Regions from separate parts of the Homo sapiens genome. Here all the other regions are linked to region 3. Evidence: chromatin loops called from intact Hi-C (ENCODE). Cell type or tissue: PC-3. All regions are shown on one strand.

Region 1 (2,500 bases), 380 kb after region 3:
ATGATCACGCCACAGCACTCCAACCTGGGTGACAGAGTGAGACCCTGTCTCTAACTAAACAAATAAATAAGGCCATGAGCAGAATTTGTTTCTACTTCTCTCTCTCTCTCATATATATATTTATCCCCAAGAGATACTGCAAAAAGTATCCAGCAAGATCAGGTGGAAAAGCTTACCCTCTAAAATAACCATTTATCTTTTTCTCTCTCGTTTCATTGGGCAGTATCCATACCGAGACTGTGATATCAGCAAGATCCTGCTGCATCTGATTCACATAACAGTCAATACACTCAATGCGCAGTATCATAGCTGCAAGCCCCATGCCACGGCAGGACCTTTGTACAGTGACAACAGTAACATAAGCAGATACAGCGAAAAAGAAAAAGGTACATATCTAAATTCTATCCCAAACCTAGCTTCAATACATAATAGATTTCTGGACAATGTTTTCTTAGGAGATAGAAGAGTGTTCCCAGATATCATTCTGGAGTAAAAAAAAAAATCACTTTCTTAATTTTCCAACTTTCCATGAATGTTGCTGCTTTAACTTTGAAATTGAGCATTCAAGAGGAATAAATGATGTGCTTCCAAAGCCTGTATCATAAGAAATAATATTTTGTAAGATATTTTCTGCTGTTTGAATCAGGAGCCTTTGTAAGCCTTTTCTTACGTGTTAGAAGCATCTCGTTTTTGGGCTATAAAATAAGTCTTGGTTGGCACACAGTGGAGCCATTCTTTGTAGGTCTCTAGTTTGCCCTGGTCTTTGCGCTCATAGAGTTTCAATGGAGTCTAAGTTTGCTGAAGTGCTTTTTCCTAGACTTTTAATTTAATACAAAGTGATTCAAGGCAAGGGAAATGAAACATTTTTGCTGCATAGGTGTAAGCTATCTCCATTATCAACACTTTTTCTATTGCTACCTTTTTCTAAAAGGGGCAGTAGAATGCAACTTTAGCTAGGGTAAAATTGCAGCCTGTTTTCAGGTGAGACACGAAGAACCAGGGTGTATATTTTTAGTTTTTAGTGTAAGTCACGGCTGACTAGATTTTAAATTGACATCATTTAATCTAGTCTTTGGAAAAAACCAAGTGTCCACTGACCCTTTATGAGGTTAGTAGAGTCTGTTTTAGTAGGACTGCTCTGGAGATACCTCAAAAGTATAAATTGTACCAGTGTTCCTGTTTGTTATTGCTGAAAGTTCCAAAAATCTAGTTTGGCTACAGACGGAACTCGAGAACTAGGTTCTTTAAGTTCTGGTACCATTCAGATCCCTCCTAAAGAATATCTTGTCTACCAGTTTAGGGTTTAGTCTCTGGCAAATTGGGGAGATCTGTTAAGCTATGGATGTTTTCAGCGTGGGCTTAGTGTTTGGGCCAAACCCTGATGAACCTTTCTGGATGGGAGGCGCCATCTTGTGGTCTTTCAGTCTTGAGTGTTCAATGCATTTTGAAAATTGTTTCAAAGTTATGTAATGCAAGTCACGTAACTATTGGTTGGAAAAACTGCATTTTTCAAAGGATATTTTTCCAAAAAGGAAATAGAGAAGTAAAACAGATTATTGTGTTGCGTTTCCCCAGAAACATGGGAATTTGATAGGCATTCCCATCTTTGTGGAAGTTCACTGGGTTTAAAAACAAATTCATTTTGATTAACATTTATTTTTATTTAATTAAAAAGTTTAGTATGGTTATTTCATCTAAAATTTACTACTTCAAGTTTCATTTACTTGTAGAATTTTGTGCATTAGAACAGGGTCAGTCCTTAAAACTTGATGTATATACTGCCCTTATGCTAAAAAAAACCTTGAATAATCATAATCGCACCTGAGCCTCATTTGTCATATAGGTAGATGTAAATACAGGCCAAACATTATGAGTTCAGTGATATTCAACTTGAATAGTAGGTAAACTCATTATGATGCTATTAAATGCATTTTAGTAGCCTTTTCTGTTGCCACTTTGTACGTGGCTTTGGCCTTTCAAAAGGACGAAAGAAGAAAATTGGTTAAGTAAACTTTATGGGTTGCAACATATGAACTCTTTCCTCATTAACATATTTTGGGGTTTATCTTGGATTTAAAAATGGCCACATGGGTGTAGAAGGGAGGACGTAGAAACAAGTTCAACAGGCACTCAAAGTGACCGGTTTGTTTATGTAGGATTAGGGATCATAAGTGTCAAAGATTCTTTCTGGGATTCATGAGATCCGTAATAGTTACACGTGGTAAGCGCCTCAGAGAAGAGTCTTACTTTAATAGGAGGAAATGTTATTTTCTGTTTTCTTTTTCCTTTGTTTACTCTTTCAGTCCATAATCATTCGTGGAGCTTTTGAGATGACAAGTGGCTTTTCTAAGCTTTTTCTGTGTGTTGCGTGTCTCATTATCAAATGTAGAGTACAGTATTTTGCATTCACACCGTATAAGGTGCATGTACTGTTAGGCTGTGTCTATGCCAGTTACCAAATCCCATAAAGGCAGATTTTTTTTTCTTTTTTGGAAAGCCC
Region 2 (2,500 bases), 310 kb after region 3:
CTAGGTGAGCCTCTGCACACCCAGTGAGAACACGCCTACAGAAAGCTTGGCCCGGCTGGTGGCCATGGTGTTTCAGTGGTTTCACTCCACTGCGTATATGATGGATGATGAAGTGGGAAGTCTGGTGGAAAAGCTGAAGCCTCAGTTTGTCACCAAATGGCTGAAGACCGTATGTGATGTTCGCTTCGATGTCATGGTCATGTGCCTTCTTCCTAAACCCATGGAATTTGCCAGGGTAAGTGGAGGCCTACAGCTCACACCTTGTTAGAGAGGAGGACTTGGGGAGAAGTGCTGCCTTAGCCATGTGGGTATTATCAGTGTCTGCAGAGGAGGAACATCTCTCCTTATTTTAATTAATATAGCTAAATGAATTTAGTAACTGTATCTTGGATGATGTGCTGCTTTGATGTTGATTTGGGATGAGGAAGAATGGCAAGATGCATTTGTGAGGTATCTTTAAGAATTTAAGGGACCATTCTTTCTCGACATTGCTGATTTTTTTTTTTTTTGAAATGGGATCTTGCTATGTCGCCCAGGCTGGCCGCCTTGAACTCCTGGGCTCAAGTGATCCTCCTGCCTCAGCCTCTGGAGTAGCCGGGAAGCTAAATATTTTTATTAAGAAACAACAACAAAAAAGCCTTTCTATGAGGTTACTAGAGCTCAGTCCCCTTTTGGCTTAGAATCTTTGGAAAGATTACCATTCAAATAGGGGAAATGTCTTTTTTTCTTTTTTTAATCATGTATATATATATATACAGGTTAATGGTAGAAGTCCCTGCCCTGCCATTTGAAATGCCAAAAAGGTTCAGGGTCAGACAAAATGCACCTATTCCTCTCACTTAAGAACAGATTTCTCTGTGCTGATCCTCTTGCTTCTGCCTCAGTGGATCACATCTGAGAAGAACCCATGTTTCTTTTTTCCTTTTTTTTTTTTTTGAGACAGGGTCTCACTTTGTCACCCAGGATGGACCGCAGTGGTGTAGTCATACTCACAGCAGCTTTGAACTCCTGGGCTCAAGAGATCCTCCCACCTCAGAGACTACAGGCATGCATCACCACATCCATCTAATTAAAAAAATTTTTTTGGTAGAGATGGGGTCTCTCTATGTTGCTCAGGCTGGTCTCAGACTCTTGGCCTCCAGCGATCTTTCTGCCTCAGCCTCCCAAAGTGCTGGGATTATACAGGCATGAGCTGCTGTGAGCAGCCCATATTTTTTGAATATGATGTAATTTGCATCTAACCCAGAAAGGTGGATGTCCAGAATCAGGTTTTGGCAGTAATATGTGAAATTTTTTTTCCAAGTGTTTTCTAAGTGTTATTTTTATTTGTGATTTTTTATTTCCTTTCAAAGAGATCTTGAGGCAGTTTTCAGTAGAAACCTGTGCTAAAGTAGGACATTTAAGGATAAAACAGCACAGACCATCTATAGGGGTAACTTTTATTGGATTTTCAGGACTCAGAGTGATCTGTGCATTTATGGAGATGTACTTCTTTCTTCTTTGGTGCCACCTACTGACTCACTTAGAAAATTGAATTTTTGCCTAAAGGAAATTTCCCATTTTCTGACATTCTTTGCCTGTGTTGATATATTTTCTATTATTATGTCTATTGGAATAGTGAAGGATTGATGTGACATGCTTCTGGAAAATGAGAAGAAATGATTATGTTGGGAGAAAAACTTTTCTTATTCCAACTTAGGTGCAGATGTTTTGGGGCCTGCAAATTAACTGATAACAGTTTAACTGGAGAGAAGACAAAGTTTATTTATGAGTACATGTGGGAGATCTCAAGGATAAATTACTTCCTGAATAGCCAGAAATAAAAGATTTATATATCAAACTTAACAAAAGGTTTACTTAAGGGCTTCAGTGAGAAGGTATGGAAGGTTCCATTGGGTTTTTTAATGCCATGGGAGCTGGGCAGGAACTGGGCTATCTCCACAGCAGCTGAATCCACAGGAAACTCCCTTTCGGGGGGGTTAACAGAAGGGTTTTCTCTGGAGACTCTGCTAGAGTCACATAACGGAAGTTCGGCTAAGATTTCTTTTTGCATCTTCTTTAGCTTAAATGTTTTCACTTTAAAATACTCTTTATACCAACTGTAGGGTTTTGGTGGATAACATTTCCCTCATCTGAAACTTCCCTTGAAGTTTCAACATACATGAAAGAAGCTAGGTTGATTTCTATAGAGGGAAGATTTAGGCTAGAAATTGTGAGGTAAGAGATCTGCAGAGGAGAACAAGAGCATAGAATGAGGAACCAGAAAAGCACAGATTAATGGTTGGGATAGATTATAAATCTAGGTTTTGAGTACGGAGGGCAGACAGTTGAGAAGATGTCTAGATGTTGGTCTTGAAGCATGTTTAGACGGTGGAGTGAGAACATCGGTGTCACAGTTATGGTTATTTTCCAGAGCAGAGCAGAGAAGAGGTGAGTGTTTGGTGAACTTCCTGAGTGGACCAAACTGTTGTAGCAATAAGTCCTTTGAATTTTATATCAT
Region 3 (2,500 bases):
TTCTAAAACAAACTAGCAGCTACTGTGGAATGATTTCTGAACCCCAGGAGAGAGGAGCTGAAAATAGGAAGTGAGGAGTCCTTAAGAACAAATGGTGCGACCCAAATGCCCATCAACAGTAGACTGGATAGAGAAAATGTGGCACATGTACACCATGGAATACTATGCAGCCATAAAAAGGATGAGTTCATGTTCGTTGCAGGGACATGGATGAAGCTGGAAACCATCATTCTCAGCAAACTTACACAGGAACAGAAAACCAAACACCGCATGTTCTCACTTATAAGTGGGAGGTGAACAATGAGAACACATGGACACAGGAAGGGGAACATCACACACCGGGGCCTGTCAGAGGGTCGGGGGTTAGGGGAAGGACAGCATTAGGAGAAATACCTAATGTAGGTGACGGGTTGATGGGTGCAGCAAACCACCATGGCACGTGTATACCTATGTAACAAACCTATACGTTCTGCACATGTAACCCAGAACTTAAAGTATAAAAAAAAAAAAAAAGAACAAATGATGCAGAGCCGACTTCCTTCTCCTGTTGATAAGTCAACCAGCTTCCCAGGGGACGAGGGAAGCCTATGTATGTGACAAGGTCTCTCATGACTGGCCCACAAGATGACAGTAATGATGACCCCATCCAGCTTCCAGGGACAGCTCGGTCGGGTCTCCTCACTCCTCAAACGCCTTCAGTTTCCCTCCTCTCCACCACTAAGCTACTCAAAAAGGCTGTCTACACAGATCATCTCCACCTTCTCACCTCCCACTCAGACTCGCATCTGCCCCACCTGGCTTCTCTCTCCAGCTGCCGCCAAACTGCTCTTCCAAACACCTTCACCTTGAGGCTGACCCAACCCGCCTTAGGGGCCTGATCTTCCAAAACCTCGGAACAGCAGCCACAGGGTTAACTTTTGGATAGCAGTGAAATTGAGCCTTAATCTCTTACCTTTAATTAACTTGAAAAAGTAATACCTGCATATCATTTAAACACTCAACCAGAACAAAAAGGATGCCATTAATTGGCAGTTGCATGTATTGTCAATGACCCTCTCCAGAGGGAGTCCTGTGCACATTCTTGCAGATTTTTTTTTTTTTTTTTTTTTTTGAGACTGAGTCTGTCTCTATTACCCAGGCTGGAGTGCAGTGGTGCAATCTTGGCTCGGTGCAATCTCGGCTCACTGCAATCTCTGCCTCCTGGGTTCATGCGATTCTCGTGCCTCAGCCTCCAGAGTAGCTGGGATCACAGGCCCCTGCCACCACACCAGGCTAATTTTTGTATTTTTAGTAGAGATGGGTTTTCACCATGTTGGCCAGGCTGGTCTCGAACTCCTGACCTCAAATGATCCACCTGCCTTGGCCTCCCAAAGTGCAGGGATTACAGGCGTGAGCCACCGCGCCTGGCTGCAGAAATGTTTATGTATGTATTTGCATTCATTCCTTTTTTTTTTTTGTCTTCTCTCCAAGTGGGAGCATATGGATGCATTATTTTGTATACTGCTTCTTTCACTTCATTTATTCTAAAGATCACATTCCCTCTTTTCTCAAGTTGTCCCAGCCTGGTCTTCTGTGCAGCACACTGCTGGTTTTCTTTCTGTCTGCTAGGCTGCCCTTGGCCAGCAACTCCCTCCAGCTGGCTTGGAAAGGTTGGAGTCCCCCAAGTTCATCATCCAGGCCCTCTTTCATCTTCCTTTAAACCTTTCCCCTAATCACACCATCTACTCCTAAGGCTGTAAGTGCCACCCATATATGTGGACAACCCCCACACAGCCTCCAGCTAGAATCCTTTCCTCTGACTCCCAGCTGACACCTAGTTGCCACCTAGTAGTTGGCTGCCTGGCAATCATTCCCGCGTCAACATGACCAACACTAACGCCATCTTCCCCCCAGAGCTGGCTCCCCCTCCTTTCCCACACTGAGCAAGCACCTAGTCACGCAGACACGGCACCGTCAGCAGATTCCGAATCTGTTCTCTTTGTTGGCTGCTTGCAGCTCTCCCCTGGACGGCTACGGCAGCCTCCCGTCTGGACCTCTCAATCTACTCCTGCTTCTTTTCAACCACTTCCCATGCAATAGCCAGAGTGATTTGGAACATGCAAATCTGGTGAACCACCCCAGCCCTAGTAGCTTTTGAGTTGCCATTATAGCCAACTTCAGAAGCCTCACCCTGCCCTAGGAGGGTCCCACACCCCCTCTCACTCCCCTGAGCTCTGTCCAGGCTTGGTCTCTCCATGGAGCCCTCCCTCCCCACTCCTCACCCTGTTGCTCGTCTCTTCCTTCACCTGCACCTTCAAGGTCACTCCCACACAAAGCCTTCCCACCCCTGGGACCAGTTAGACATCGAGCCTTACCTGTGTAGTTCTTCAATGTCTTTTCTTCTTGGAAACTCAAACAGTTTTTGAGTGGGACTGTGACTGTTTTGTTCATGACTCTGCTGTCTCAGCATCTAGCAATGTTCGGAAAAACGGACTGGATGAACAACTGATTGCCATCCTTG

What was found. Peaks named below come from ENCODE experiments on the same cell type or tissue, not always from the same donor. Only the 100,000 strongest peaks of a DNase experiment are listed, where the experiment ranks them.
Region 1: a loop joins it to region 3, with 16 times the contacts of the local background. A loop is called at or near these places in 28 of 110 quality-filtered maps.
Region 2: it touches region 3 in a loop (7-fold over the local background); 26 of 110 quality-filtered maps call a loop at or near these places.

The regions. Positions count from the first base shown.
Region 1 is chr14:93,617,969-93,620,468 of GRCh38, forward strand. UNC79 (unc-79 subunit of NALCN channel complex) reads left to right here. Exons shown (of 52, transcript NM_001395159.1): 30 at 224-386. Among named protein-coding and RNA genes, the nearest start is that of PRIMA1, 170 kb to the right of the region's middle. In PC-3, a CTCF peak has its summit at 1,408 (motif pointing left); no DNase peak of the experiment used is centred here; H3K27me3 peaks cover 673 bases.
Region 2 is chr14:93,542,462-93,544,961 of GRCh38, forward strand. UNC79 (unc-79 subunit of NALCN channel complex) reads left to right here. Exons shown (of 52, transcript NM_001395159.1): 14 at 5-235. Among named protein-coding and RNA genes, the nearest start is that of UNC79, 110 kb to the left of the region's middle. In PC-3, a CTCF peak has its summit at 1,521 (motif pointing left); no DNase peak of the experiment used is centred here; H3K27me3 peaks cover 475 bases.
Region 3 is chr14:93,233,099-93,235,598 of GRCh38, forward strand. No RefSeq gene overlaps it. Among named protein-coding and RNA genes, the nearest start is that of UBR7, 27 kb to the left of the region's middle. In PC-3, a CTCF peak has its summit at 1,047; a DNase peak (open chromatin) is centred at 1,873; H3K4me3 peaks cover 470 bases; H3K27ac peaks cover 1,925 bases.